Linked DNA regions of Homo sapiens: region 2 is linked to region 1. Evidence: chromatin loops called from intact Hi-C (ENCODE). Cell type or tissue: endothelial cell of umbilical vein. All regions are shown on one strand.

Region 1 (8,000 bases):
GGGAGCGGAGCACATTACTCTGAGACACTCCGTCTGTGACGTCAATCACTGCTGGGTTTGGACAGAGGCTCTCTCTTGTGCAGCAGTCAGGGACCCATTAACTTTGCCCAGTGCCTGAGTGTTTATGTGGAAAATGTGAGGCCAGGAAGTCTCTCCTAATTATGATTTGGAGGTTGTCAAGCAGCTATTCTTTAGTAATTGGTTTCTGTCTTTTCTACCTTCCCAGCACCACTCAGTTTCTATTTTCTCTTTTGTTCTAGCCCTATTTCTCTCTTTCTCCTTCTCATCTGCTCTTAAAAAAAAAAAAAATCCATTATAGACCTTGGTGATTGCCTCCACTCTTCTCCTCTCCATGGCTGCAGGCCCAGCTGGGAAGTGAATTTTCAGAGCACATAGTCACATATAACATAGTGAGTGTCTGATTATCGATTACTTTCTTTTTCAAACTTCTGGGAGCAAGCCATACTCTACACAGGCACCAGCATGGCCACTCTCCACTGCCAAGTCATAAAGAGACAGGAAATTGGGCCAGCACCATCTCTTACCCTCTCTGGTATCAACCAAATCTAAAGAAAAGGATGGCAGATGCCAAAATCTGTATGTAGGAAAGTGTTCTCAGCCCGTATTTTTCCTCCCTATTCTTACCTCTATCCTATCCCAACACACCCAAGGCCATTATCACATACTCAGATAATAACTTGGAGAACTAAAAACCTGCATCTTGTCACTACCATTATTCTATGTTCTTCTGGGCCAGTGTGAGACACCCCAGTGCTCCACTGCCAACTCCAAGGGAAAAAATTGTTAACATCCCCTTATAACAAGTGATCATCTATATACAGATGACCCACTTTAAGAATGACTGACGATTGACAGTGCAGTTTAAGTTCAAGTCTACCTTTATGTTTGCTCAGCTACTTTCCCCACCACCCATTGATCAGCCTCCTCCTCACTAAGTGCTGCTGGGAAGCCTGAGAAAGGCAGAGAAGAGTAAAAACACTTGGAAAACACAAACAAAATTTAATGATAAAAATTTAATGATGCCAGCATCAACCAAGCAAGAACTGAAAGGCAAATAAGAAAGAGAGAGAGAGAGAAATATGTATATATTATTATTCATATTTCTATATATATACAATATACATTCATATATACAATATACATATATAGTATGTATATATACACATACATATACACACATGTATATATACACATACATATACACACACTATATATGTATATATACACACAATATATATGTATATTTATATATATGCACACACACTATATATCAGAGAGAGTGAGAGGTCTATACAGATACCAATATGGTTTGGCTGTATCCCACCCAAATCTCATACTGAATTATAATCCCCGTAATCCCCACATGTCAAAGGAGGGGCCTGGTGGGAGGTGATTGGATAATGGGAGCAGTTTCCCCCATGCTGTTCGCATGATAGTGAGTGAGTTCTCATGAGATCTGATGGTTTTATAAGGCAGTTTTCCCTGCTCTGGCTGGCTCTTCTCTCCTGCTGCCATGTGAAAAAGGTCCTTACTTCCCCTTCACCTTCCACCATGATTGTAAGTTTCCTGAGGCCTTCCCAGCCATGTGGAACTGAGTCAATTAAACCTATTTCCTTTATAAACTACCCAGTTTCAGGTAGTATCTTTACAGAAGTATGAAAACAGACTAATGCAGATATTTATTACCTAATTTTTAATTTATATTTTATTGATGTAAATGTTACATTTGATAATGTACACGTATCTTCAATAAACACCTTGGTAAATTTCCGTGCATGTGCACACACATGTGTATGTGTGTATGAATTAAACAAAGCTGTTTATCTATCTGTCTATCTAACTATAAAGCTTCCTTCATAACCTGCTCAATCAATACCCACCACTGGAGGGAACCACTATGCTGACTTCTGTCATCATGGATTAGTTTTGTCTGTCTTTGTCATCATATACATTGAATCATACAGTATGTACTCTTTTTGCCATCTGGCATCTTTTGGCCAATATAATATTTGTGAGATTTCCTCTTTGTTACATTTAACAAGATCTCTTTCATTGCTGTGTAGTATTCCATTATATGAATATACCACAATTTATCCATTCCACTGTTCAATCACTTAATTTTGAAAATATTATTAGTTCTTTAGGACAACCTGGCCTACTCATCTCCTTCAGTCAGGTACTAACTACACTACAGTAGACTCTACACCAGTGGTTTACAACCTCAGTTGTATGTTGGCATCATTTGAATACATTTTTACATTACTGTGGCTTTTAACTGTAGCTAGATGCTCATGGGGATCACGGAAACCTCTGTGAGAAGACATATCTCCCAAGAATTCCTATAATAATTCAAAGATTTATTTATTTTGATTTGGATTAGAGAATTTAAAATGTAATTATTTTATTTACATTTTATATAAATATATTTTATAGAAAATGTATTTATTTTATTTGTAATTAATTTATTGAATTATTCTGTGCTTATGTAGCATGATGTGGAGATGATGATGATGATGATGACATACATTACATGTTCATGCTTCCTGTACACCAGGCACTGTGCTAAGCACCATACACTTGCACTCTCTAGGTGGCTCACTATTGAAATCCCAGTACCTTGCACTATGGCTGGCACATAGCAGGTGTTCAAAATTTACTACGTAAGCAAATTTAAGTTGATCTCCACAACAACCTTTTGAAATGAGTTTCATTCTCTCTATTTTAAGAAGAAGAAAATTAAATGTCAGAAATTTAAAAACTTACCTGAAGTTACTGAGCACAAACATGGGGAAAAGTAGGAATCAAATCCAGGTTTTCACCATTCTACTAGTGTATCCTTGCATAAGGCCTAAAGATATGGCCTTTCTGGTAAGGTAGGAATAGGAGGAGAGCAGTGTTGATCCCAGATCAGAATTTGGATGACCTGGGTGGAATCTGAAAGAAATTTAGATACGAGGAAAAAGTGGGGTGCTTGTTTTCAATAACAATTGACTATGGGCAAGGCACCTTGCTCACTGGAGTGGGAAGGGTGAGGATATCTATTAATTTTCAACAACCTCTATAAGTTTGTTTTATTATCTCCACTTTATAGGTGAGGAAACTAAGGCTTCAGGACATTAAATATTATACAATACAAGGCCATGAGTTCACAAAAGTTGTGTAAGCACAGTTCTGAACTAGGTCTATCACATTTCCAGGTCCATGCTCTTTCTACTGCATCCTGCTGACAAGAAGGGAAAGTGTGGGAACTGATGGAGGTTCAGCAGGCTCTGTTGTCAGCCCAACAAAAGCACCAAAGAAGGTAGGAGGAAAATAGAAATTGAAATAATACATAAAGTTACAGCTTTTGTTTACTGAACACTTATGATATGCTAGAGAATGTACTAGGATTTTTCATGCGTTATCTAATTAATCTTCACAACAATCTCTGAGGAAGGAAGTATTTTTATTCCCGCATTATAGATGAGTCACTGAGAGTTAGAGAGGTCAAATCACTTACACAATCACTGTTACTAAACAGCCAAGCCAAGATTAGAAGTCAACCATTTGGCACCCAATTGCACACTCTTAACCCCTATGCTACCTGGACTCTTGAGGCAGAGATTGGGTAGAAGCAAAGCACCTACCCATGTGGGTAGAAGCAAAGCACCAGGAGAAGTTCCAGGAAGCTGTGGTATACCAGATCTAAGAGAACTCTAGGTCCAAGGCCAATCCATGGCATGGAGGTTAAATCTGTAGACCTGTGGTCATGACCTAAAGGTGATAGGTGAACCTAGGGACCAAACAGTGTATTTCCAGGGATCAAGATGGTTGAAAATGAAATATAAACAGTATGAATACGTTTTCAAGAATAGATAATGACCTTAAAAGTTGCAATTAGGTGAGGTTCCAGCTCCCTGGTTCTCCCAAACAAAAGAAAATCAGGAATAAGTTAAAGAATGTTTTAAGCCTAAACCAATATATTGATTGTTGTGAGATGCTGAACTGAGGACACTCCTTTAGGCCACCTAATAGAAGTGGTGAGATATCCTTGTGTTCATCACCTGTGCTTCTCAGACTTAACAATTTGCACTTAAAAATGTCAGCCTTACCTCAGCTCGACTATCTACTAAGACATGTGTATTTGTAATAGGCAACCTTAAATAGCTACATTCCAGACACTTCGTGGGGTTTATAATCTTGGAGAAGATAGTCTTGTGGAGTACTCTGCTGCCAAATACCTACCAAAAGCCTATCAGAGCAAAACAAAATTTGAGAATTATTTTTAGAAATAAAAACAGAATCTTTAATTAATCTGATTATAAAAATAACACATTTACTGCATGCATACAATCCCCGTGCCAGCTGTGGTCTCCTGTATTTTAAGATTAAAAAAAGATTGTATGAACCCCTTCTTTTTGCCTTGAGGTAAAATCCATTATCTTCCCCGTGATTTCAATGAAATACTACAAGGTTTACATGCCTGTAATCACCAATGGATCTGTCTTCTGGCTTTCTCTGAATCTTTGTTCTTTACTGTGCCTTACTCTAATTCCAGTCTGGTGTTGATCTACATGCAAAAATCAGTTACATTCTTCTTGTACAAGTTCTTGGTGTGTGCAACAGACTATAATAAACAGACATGGCAGCAATGCAAATAACTAAAATCCACCACATCACTGAGTCATACTCATTTCTCCTTTCTCTTGCTCCCACCCTCAAATTTTCTCTACTCTTCTTCCACCCTCAAATTCCTTTGCATTTCCAATGCACAGTGAGTTAGTTGTCTCTTGCGCGATTTTGTATCTTGCTAACCCAAGTCCTCGGTGCCACACTTTCTTCTCCTAGCAGCTTATAAAGGTATTTTATGAAAGAAATACAACACTTTTTTAAAGATGAAATCTAGTGCCTGCCAGTATGATTTTTTAACCTCACTGTTAGAGCTATGCATTGTTAATCTCCAAGAAAGGAATCACATGTGGCTATTTGCAAATATTTGAACTTTTGTTTCCTTAGCGCATCCTTCAGCCCTAATTACCATGGAAAACACTGGAAAATGCTGGATGAATCCCATTAGTAAATAAAACAAAAACCCTAGAAAGAAACAGTTTTATAACAGTGGTATCCTATATCTCATGACCAGTCCCTTAGACAATAGGAAATTTGTTCACACTCAGTAGCATAGCCAAGGGACAAAAGCATTGAGAAAAATCAAAGGCACTATCACCTCTCTAAAAGTAAAATACTTAGAAAGGAAACATTCTTCCAAGCCATAATACAATGAGTATGACCTAGGTAAAATATCCTTTTCCTACTGGCTGTGATCTACTCAGTCTTAAAATTCTGGGAAGGTGATTTTCTTAATGAAGTCATCATAGAATTCTCTACTTCAGAAAGGTTAAGTGCTATAATTTCTTACCTCTACACTCCTGTAGTGCATTACTCATACAGCTAGCAGGGCCCTTAATGAATTGCAGTATTGTTCATTATCTGTTCCTCTTCTGCGCTCCTAACTAGATGGAGAGTTCCCTGATGTCAGGGAATGTGGTACTGCACTTCTCAATTGACATGAATGAAAATGAAATTATTATTTGGATTGTCCAGTTAAATGAAAGTATAGAAACTACTTTTACAGGCCGGGCGCGGTGGTTCACACCTGTAATCCCAGTCTTTGGGAGGCTGAGGCAGGTGGATCACCTGAGGTTAGGAGTTCAAGACCACCCTGACCAAAATAGTGAAACCCCATCTCTACTAAAAATACAAAAAATAAAATAAATTAGCTGGGCATGGTGGCACATGCCTGTAGTCCCATCTACTCATGAGTCTGAGGCAGCAGAATCTCTTGAACCCAGGAAGCAGAGATTGCAGTGAGCCAAGATCATGCCACCGCACTCCAGCCTGGGTGACCGAGCAAGATTATGAGAAAGAAAGAAAGAGAGAAAGTGAGAAAGGGAGGAAGGAAGGAAGGAAGGAAGGAAGGAAGGAAAGAAGGAAGGAAGGAAGGAAATTTTACAATAAGTAAAAAAATGTTTAAAACTTTCAGCTGCCTAGAAATCTCCACATCTTTTCAGTTTCCCATAAACTTTCAGTAAGCTTTTTTGAGGACTCAAAAAATTCAGCAATTAACTTCTTTAGCTTAAAAATGACAAGATAAAGTCCAAGTGGAAATAAAAAAGAAAAACTTGAACTTTCAAACATTCAACTATAAGCCAAAGGAAATATAGTTAGCAACAGATCAAATAAAAATAAGAGCAAGAGGAAGAAGTTGGAAATGCTAAATTATACCATTTTTAATTATTTCAAAGTTTAATTTTGCTAAATGCATACAGATATCATAGGTATAAATTTAGTAAACTAATAGGAGAAATTGAACAGACATTTTGAATAGCGGAATATTAATAATTAATGTAAAACACATATAACCAATAGCATATATTTTTTCATTGTTTAGAGAAGATAAATTATTTTCAGACTTCCAGAAAAAGTTTGGATTACACAAACTAAAATATTTTAAAATAAAGAAAAAATTATGAAACAATAGTTAAAAGAACAAATGAATGGAGTGTTAAGATTATGTAAAGGATTTATCATAAAAATTAGTAGTAGTCATATATTAAGAATTAAACACAAGCTCCAAATCAGCAAAATGCCCATATTAATAACAGAAAAAATGAAATACCCATATACCCATAGCAAAAATGACAAAAACAAAGTCATTTACTTAAAATATGTGGGGAAATCTCAGCTCTCTACATTTACTGGAGATGCAAATCAAACTTGTAAAAAGGTATCACTTTCAAAATTGGTGGATGGAGCAATGAAATGACAGTTTCATAGTCATAATAATAAGTCACAATAAATAGTTTAATGTGGCTGTTGTACAGAGGGCAGAGTGGCGGAAATGGTACTAATACTTTCTGTTTTTCCTCTCTTCCTAAGTTTCCTGGCTGACATTTTACTACATCATCACGTACGGCGAACTGGATTGTGAATGCCCTTAGATGCCATTGGAAGGGATTTAGATTTCACTTTCTAAGTAGGCAATGCGAGTCCATTCAGAGATTGTGAAGTGGAAGAATATCATGATCAGATCTGTGTGGCTGATGAATAGAGACAAATCTGATGTCTGGGGTTATATTATTGAGATTCAATAAATGCTAATTCTATACTTACTTATTGAGTGCCTAATATGTGCAAAACTTCATGCTGAGGAATAAAGCATAAAGAAAATAGATGAAGTTCCAATCCTCATGAATCGTCTTGTCCAGTGGGGTCATTACTGTAGTCCATAAAAAAGATTAATTAAATCAGATGAGAAACCTGAGAATCAAAGAATACTTGGCCTAACCATAGTGCCAGTGATTATTTTATGCAATCCTCTCACATTTACAGAAAATAAAGACGCAGCTAAGAAAGAATCACAGTTCTAACTTGAGTTTAGCGGCTGCATATTTGGATATGGGCTATAATTTCAGATAATTTCAGACTTGGGAATCTGTGATACAGAAATTTAGGCATGAACCTTAAACAAAGTATTCCCATGAATTATAGTTGCTCAGTGGTATTTATCTTATCAGAATTTCTCATCAGTGAGGAATAATATGCAAGATACAACAAAGAGCAATTTTGAAAAGGCACGCAATGGTGCTACTTTTTACCTTAAATTTACATAAAAATACACAGGCTGGGCACAGTGGCTCACACCTGTAATCCCAGCGCTTTGGGAGGCCGAGGCAAGTGGATCACTTGAGGTCAGGAGTTCAAGAACAGCCTGGCCAACATGGTGAAATCCTATATCTACTAAAAATATAAAAATTAGCCAGGGGTGGTGGTGTGCACCTGTAATCCCAGCTATTTGGGAGGCTGAGGCAGGAGAATCACTTGAACCTGGAGGCAGAGGTTGCAGTGAGCTGAGATCGCACCACTGCACTCCAGCCTGGGCAACAGAGCAAGACCCTGTCTCAAAAAAAAAAGGACAGATAAATGTAGATATAGATATA
Region 2 (8,000 bases), 180 kb before region 1:
CTCAGGAGGCTGAGGCAGGAGAATCGCTTGAACCCAGGAGGCGGAGATTGCGGTGAGCTGAGATCCTACCTTTGCACTTCACCCTGGGCTACAAAAGTGAAAGTACGTCTAAAAAAAAAAGAAAAGCAAGCATCACTCACCTTTAACATACTGGTCCCATTGTTTTCTGTAATCTGAGTCCATATAGATGTCTGCCAGTAGAGTTGGTGAGCAGTCCTCCAGAACACCAAAGACTTTATACTCATAAAGTCCAGTCTTCTATAAAAACAGAACAGGTAGAAATGTCTATTGGTTCCCAAGTTGAGAGAAAGCTGCATTCCACATAATTAAACTAAAGAGCTTCTGCACAGCAAAAGAAACTACCATCAGAGTGAACAGGCAACCTACAAAATGGGAGAAAATTTTCACAACCTACTCATCTGACAAAGGGCTAATATCCAGAATCTACAATGAACTCCAACAAATTTACAAGAAAAAAACAAACAACCCCATCAAAAAGTGGGTGAAGGACAAGAACAGATACTTCTCAAAAGAAGACATTTATGCAGCCAAAAAACACATGAAAAAATGCTCACCATCACTGGCCATCAGAGAAATGCAAATCAAAACCACAATGAGATACCATCTCACACCAGTTAGAATGGCAATCATTAAAAAGTCAGGAAAAAACAGGTGCTGGAGAGGATGTGGAGAAATAAGAATACTTTTACACTGTTGGTGGGATTGTAAACTAGTTCAACCATTGTGGAAGTCAGTGTGGCGATTCCTCAGGGATCTAGAACTAGAAATACCATTTGACCCAGCCATCCCATTACTGGGTATATACCCAAAGGACTATAAATCATGCTGCTATAAAGACACATGCACACATATGTTTACTGCGGCTCTATTCACAATAGCAAAGACTTGGAACCAACCCAAATGTCCAACAATGATAGACTGGATTAAGAAAATGTGACACATATACACCATGGAATACTATGCAGCCATAAAAAATGACGAGTTCATGTCCTTTGTAGGGACATGGATGAAATTGGAAATCATCATTCTCAGTAAACTATCACAAGAACAAAAAACCAAACACCACATATTCTCACTCATAGGTGGGAATTGAACAATGAGAACACATGGACACAGGAAGGGGAACATTACACTCTGGGGACTGTTGTGGGGTGGGGGGAGGGGGGAGGGATAGCATTAGGAGATATATCTAATGCTAAATGACGAGTTAATGGGTGCAGCACACCAGCATGGCACATGTATACATATGTAACTAACCTGCACATTGTGCACATGTACCCTAAAACTTAAAGTATAATAAAAAAAAAAAAAAAGAAAAGCAGCTGATGACGACGTTCATGCCACACCAAACACTGACCTCCTCTGTGGTCTTGGTGACACAATGATAAAAAAGCAGGTGCAGGCCCTGCTCTCAGAGATCTTAAATTCAGGTAGGCAGCAGTGCTAGAGATAGCTATAAGTGCCATCTAGGTAATTTAAATAGGGTAAGAAGAGTTGTGTGATAAATGATGCCTTGCAAGGGCGGGGATGGGGAGGACATCTATGTAATCAGGTGATCAGGAAAGGCCTCTATGAGAGTTAACATTTATCAGAGCATCTTGTTCCAAATGTTGGAAGAAGCCAGCCATAGGAAGATAGGAAAAGCCCGTTCCTGGTAGAAGGAAGGTCCTCAGATTGGTGGGCTGGCATCTTTAAAGAACCTGGGGTCTGGAGAACTCTGGATAAAAGAGAGAGTGGCAGGAGCTGAGGTTAGAGAGTTTGTCAGGGCTGGACCCCAAGGACTTTGTAAACCAGGGTAAGAGGTAAAGATTTTATTCTCATTGCTATGGAAAACTAATGGATGGCTTTAAACAGAGGGATGACCAGATCTGATTCGTAATTCAGTTTAAGAATGACGCAATCAAATTAATTTTTTAAAGGTGATTCTTGCTGCTTGGTAGAAAATAGATCATCAGAGAACAAGGAGATGGGTGAGAAGACCAGTGCAATAGTTCAGATAAGAAATGATGGTGATTTGAACAGGGAAGTAACAACAGTGATGGCGAGGAGTCAGTGATTTAAGGATATATTTTGGAGGTAAAGTAAAAAGGAATTCCTGATAGATCCTGGGGAAAGGGAAAGCAAAGAATCAAGGATAACTTTCATAACCCAAGTTGGGCAGATGGGAATGCCATCTTCTAAGACAGAAAAAAAACTTGGAGAAGAGGTGATTGGTGGGCTTTTGGGGTAATTAAGAGTTCTCTTTTGAACAAGTTGAGTTTAAGATGTTTATTAAGCATCCAAGTAAGGGTGTCACATAGGCAGCTACAGTTCTCGAGAGAGGTTATATTTTAAATAGCCATGTGGCATAGTGAAACCCAACACATTGTTTTATCAATTCCAAGACAGAATTTTTCAACAACTGCTTCTTTTTGATTCTGTATAAAAGACTGAAAATGAAAAACAAAAGAAATCTGCTTCAAATCATATAAGTTCCTTTGATTTGGGAAAAGGCCTTTCTAGATTCCAAAGTACAAGAGAGTTCCCTTGTTTCCTTGGTAAGCCATATTCTTGTCCATGAGGGTCCTGGCCTAGAGTTGCCCCATCACACATTTCACTCTCTGTACGGTGGCAATTTACAATTCCTGACCCTCAGCTTTGCCTAAAGGCTCTATTATTAAAATTAAAGCAATGGCTATTAGATTAATTTCAACACAAAGGCAAAGAAACAAATGAACGAACATAAACTTTTGGATGAACTCTTGCATCCATGTGCTAAGGCCGTGTTACTGGTTAATCATGCATGAATGAAGCCCTCTCTGTAAACACTGTGCCATGGCCTGAGGGGAAGTCAAGGAATAAACATGCTGAATCTTTCTAGAGATCCTGAAGCTTTAAGGGTCTTCTAGCTTGGGTGGTATAACCTAGGGATAAATACATCCCGGTTTAGGAATCTCAGATGTATGTGAAAGTACCTGGCAAAAAATGAATGTAAAATTGAAAATGAATCCATAAGAATCTTCCAGCTCTAAAAGCATGTGATTTTATACCAAGAATTTCCAACCAGCAAATATCAAACTAGTCTATCTGAACCCCTTATGTGCCATGCCATGGATGCCCCAGTAGAAGGGCAGACCTCAGGGTCTGATGAGAGATGTCAGGAAGATAAACATCTTCTCTCTCTTGCCCCCTCCCCTCACACACACAATTGAACTTAGTAAGGATTTATACATACCCACACATTTACACTCATACACACTTGTTTTCATCATAGGCTTTGGAAGGGAGACAAATAGCAATTATTCAAGAAAACTGAGGCCTTGTTTTCCACACATTCTAAGCAACAAGAATTCTTATGTGTTAAGATAATGACCTCCCCAACCTTTAAATAAGTTAGCATTGGATATCTGCATAAATTAAAACACACTGTTCCCTTACACTGGTTCTCTTCTTCTCCTGAATGTAGTTACAACCCATAGTGACTTCCATCCTGTTATATGGCACAGACAATGAGAACAGGAAGTTCTCAAGGAAGAGAAAAATAGAACAACCATAATTTGCGTGAGTACAGAAGAATGAACGATTGCGACAACTTCCTTTAAACATTCCCTTCGAGGCAGAACTGAGCAATGCCAGAGCTCCAGAGGAACCAAATGCTCCATAACACGGCAACACCTTTCCTACTTCATCAATACAATGTCCAAGCGCTGAACAGCCTGGTCCACATTCTTGAATCAAAGCATTTTCTCACCCATTATTTCTTTTTAAAAAGGATCTCAGCAACCACACTCATTTTTACTTCATATTTTAAAAAATAGTTTTTTATAATTAAAAAGTTTATAAAAATGACAAAAAGAATTTTTAAAAGGTGACATGTAACCCCATAATCCAAAAATATCTACTGATAATATTTGACATATTTCCTTTAAGTAAATAAATACATCTGTACATTATCAAACGGGAATCACATGGTATAAATAGTTTGTATTCTTATTTTTAACTAAATATTATACTGAGGTTATGAAGACTCCATACCTAACTCAATTATTCTCCAAAAAAATTTGTTTCCAAATATTTTTATGAAAAAAAATTTCCAGAATATTTATGTTTGTATAGAATAATTGGTCCATAATTCTATTTTTTTTTTTACTACAAATGTTTTCTTACAGATAAATTTTAGGATAAGTAGATTAACATTTTAAGGCTCTTTATACTTTTTACAAACCTTGCAGAACGTGTGCACCAAGTGTGTACTCTCACCAGTTCCTCTCACCAGTTCCAAAGGAGCATCTCACCAGCGTTGGGCACCATTGTTTATACAAACAATTTGATATGAAAAAGCAAAACTTATTTGGCAAAACTTTTATTGCTACTATAATAAGATCTGATGTGTAAGATCTCTTAAAATTAGAGATATAAATCTTTTGCAATATCGGTTTTATTTTTCCAAGCTTACTAACATTTGAATAAATGACTCCAAAGAAGCTTACTCAAGAGATTCTTGGCTTTTCCTGAAGCTCCTCCAGAAAACCACCTCTAACAGTGGCTCAATTTCCTTATCTAGACTAAAATATAATGGATACTTTTCTAATGCTCCAGTTATAAGACATTTAGTTTCCTACAATTCAAATAGTAAAAGGATTATGTTGGAAGTAGAGAATTAGCCAGTATCATGTACAGAATGCAACTGCCAGAAGAAACATAAGACTTGATGTGGTAAACACTCCTTCTCCTTATTAAGAGAACCCCGTGGCAATGTAAACAGCCAATAACTTCCCTGGTCTCCTCTGCAGGGAGAGGTAGCCGTGTGACTTATCCCTGTTTTAAATGTGGACATGATGGTTGGAACTGCTGCAACTATCCTATGACCAAGAGGCAATCAACATGAGAAACAGAGTAGAAAGACTCAGAGGGTTGCTGGCATCACTGAATGCTAAATCAATGACAGCAAACTCTACCAATAGGTAGAACTCTGACCTATTTATTAGGTGAGATAAACATGCCTCTGTTTGTCATTGATTGTCCAATTTTCTATTACTTGTAGCTAAAAACAATCCTAATTGACATAGTGGTCCTTATCAACAATGCTGAATTTTATTTGAACCCTGTCATCCTAGATTACAGTGAAGGTTAAGAAATCCCCTACCTTTTGTGTTTCATAAAGTTTACTGTGAAGATCCACTACCCTTCCCCATATGACTTAGATAAGACTCACGGATGCCCCCGTTTACCTATGACAAGGCCAGACACAGACCCTCCAGATTTCCCTTTCTTTGTCTTATAAATGATTAGCTAAGCTGCCCACCCCCACTGATCAACCAGAACAAAATGCTTGTTAACCCAACTGGTTGAACTTTTCTCCTTCCTCCAGGCCCCTGAACTTTGGCCCATCCTAAACCTGAGCCAGCATACAGTCCCTCCTGAAAACAGGCTGGGCTCAGGGAAAAGTATTCTCTGATCTGCTATCCGATCATGCCATCCTTTCATCCCACATCCCCGCATATGGTTCTTTCTAACGTTCTTTGCTCCTCTTTATAAAAGAACGGCTCTGCAACTCCCAAGATGCCTGCAGAGCTTATCGGCAAAGCACTTTTCCTACTGTAATACTTCTTTCCCTAACTCCTTGAAATAATCCATTTGAATACAAGTCTCTCCTTACCAAGTCCAGATTTATTTTTAAAAATCTGACATCAAGGTAAAAAAGTAGACTGACAGAATAGTGCTGGTAAGACTTATGAATATTTACAAGAAATATAATTATACATAAATTCATTAAAACAGTACAGAAGTACATAAATGTTGCTAAAATGTACTGTCAAGGAAGAGATAATGGACACTTTAATGGATATTAAATTGAGATACAACATTTAGTTTTGCACAAATGCGTACAAGACCCTACATGCCATGTTATAAAAAGTACTGTCTCCTTTGAATAACTAACTCAGAAAAAATATATATAAATATATATAGAAATATTATTCTACATAAATATAATGTTATATATAGAATATATATTACATATATTTATATATTATATATTTTATATATAATACCAGCAGATATATATGTGTATATATAATGCCAGTAGGTATATATATTTTTATATATACCTGCTATAGTACATATAGTGAATACCAGCTGGTATTCACTATATCTTGATCCCAAGAAGAAACCAGGCAGAGGCTTCTACTTGACTGCAGACTGGATTCTGTTTCCCTTGATGATTTATTAACAATACAACAAAAGTCATGTATTTTGTATTTGAAGGAGTTTTCTAATCCCTTTGACCTGCTACAAATTCTTTCAATAATACTAGTCATTGTTTTTCTAAGCATGGTCCACTTTCCAACGTTTTATATTCATTCTCTCATGTAACAGCTAAGATAGCCCTGTGATGTAGATAGGGAAGTTGGTGTTATCTCTACCTTTACAGAAGGAAATGATGCTTAGAAAGGCCAACTTACTTGCCTAAGTCCTACAGCTAGTAACAGGACAGACAGAAAGAAATGGTGTGTCTTTGCACACTGGCCCCTTCTATTCCCTACAATGTCTCCTTATTTAGCTGTATTTTCTCTGCATGTCATTCCCAAATCATTGTTCCAGACCACAAACTAATGATAAAGATAAAGAAGACCCATCACACAGGATCTTAGAGCAGGAAGGGGTCTTAGCTTAGCTGTGTAATGTGAGTGACTTGCCAAGAGTCAGCTGATGACGCTGTTGGTGGCAAAGCCTGGATGGGAACCCTTTCCTTCCCTAAGCCAGTACTCCTGCTCCAGGCCACCCAGAACGGACCTCCCACTGAGATGCTCCCCTGAGTCCCTAAGCCTGGTGTGTTTGCCCAACAGGCCTCCAAAGGGCCAGAAGAAGTATTTTTTTTTAGATGCTGCTTCTGAAGGGTTCAGAAAGGAACCAGGAGAAAGGCAGGTATAGAGAAAGATGAATATTATCACTTTCAACAGATGAGGTACTGTGCCAAGTTTTTCCATATACTATTCCAAAGTGCTGTCTCATAAATCAGAAAAGCTAGTCAGAAAAGACAGTGTGGTGGTAATAGCATGGGCTCAGATTCACCGTCTGGGTAGAATCTAACCTCTTCCACTACTAACCTGCAAAATGGGTCTAATAAGTTTCTACTTCATGGAATGATTATGAGGATTAAACTAGATAATCCATCTAAAGTTCTATTATGTGGTGCACATAATAAGTACTTAGTAAATATTAGATATCATTCCCATTAATAAGGTAGGTTACTATTTCATTAACAAGGTAGGTACGATAATCTCCTTTTTCCAGATTAAAGAACTGGGATTCAGAACTGTAATGTACATTTTCAGGAAAACCAATATCTACAGTGAACCTGCTCTAAGCCAGGCTGGGCTTAATCATGAATACTTGCAATAATCCTGTGATGTAAGCATCATTAACTCCACTTTATAAGTGAAGAAATGGAGGCTGGAGACAGGGGAATGCATGGCCAGGAAATCTGTTACTGTTATCACTAATTTTTGAGATGCTATCGTGCTGGCTAACTTGTCGAAACATTAAACTGGTATATTTCTCAGCAATGGTGATTCAAATGCGTGAAAAAAAACATCTGTGCAATTTGTTTTCAATTATATTTACAAGGTTAAAGTATTCTGAGAAATATTATTGTCAACAGTACACTTATTTGTCCCAAACAGAATAAACTCTGAAAGAGATGCTATGCATTTACATATGAGATGTGTCAAAATGTCGTAATGTTTGCAAATGACACTTGCAATCCCCACACAGGAGTAATCTCCTGTAGATGTCCCATCACCCATCCAGGCCTGGAGAAAGGCACCACTCATTACCTCCAATTTATGGTGTTTATCTGAATTTACACCACTAACTACAAGGTGGTCTTGATAAATCACATATTCTCAAATCCTGTGAATGCACTCATGAGTGTGCATTGAGTTCTCTTTGCCTCTCACAGAAGCGCTCATTTCCATTCCTCAGAGGGACAGGAAACA

Evidence for each region. A loop is a pair of places that touch in the nucleus more often than their neighbours do. Peaks named below come from ENCODE experiments on the same cell type or tissue, not always from the same donor. Only the 100,000 strongest peaks of a DNase experiment are listed, where the experiment ranks them.
Region 2: a loop joins it to region 1, with 2.6 times the contacts of the local background. A loop is called at or near these places in 3 of 110 quality-filtered maps.

Annotation. Positions count from the first base shown.
Region 1 is chr17:55,579,742-55,587,741 of GRCh38, reverse strand. It overlaps LOC102724732 (a long non-coding RNA gene), which reads left to right. Exons shown (of 3, transcript XR_429997.4): 2 at 3,219-3,322; 3 at 6,940-7,172. Among named protein-coding and RNA genes, the nearest start is that of SMIM36, 72 kb to the right of the region's middle. In endothelial cell of umbilical vein, no CTCF peak of the experiment used is centred here; a DNase peak (open chromatin) is centred at 3,381.
Region 2 is chr17:55,759,593-55,767,592 of GRCh38, reverse strand. It overlaps PCTP (phosphatidylcholine transfer protein), which reads right to left. Exons shown (of 6, transcript NM_021213.4): 2 at 141-258. Among named protein-coding and RNA genes, the nearest start is that of PCTP, 13 kb to the right of the region's middle. RefSeq lists a silencer at 3,391-3,685. In endothelial cell of umbilical vein, no CTCF peak of the experiment used is centred here; DNase peaks (open chromatin) are centred at 3,542 and 6,382; H3K27ac peaks cover 1,311 bases.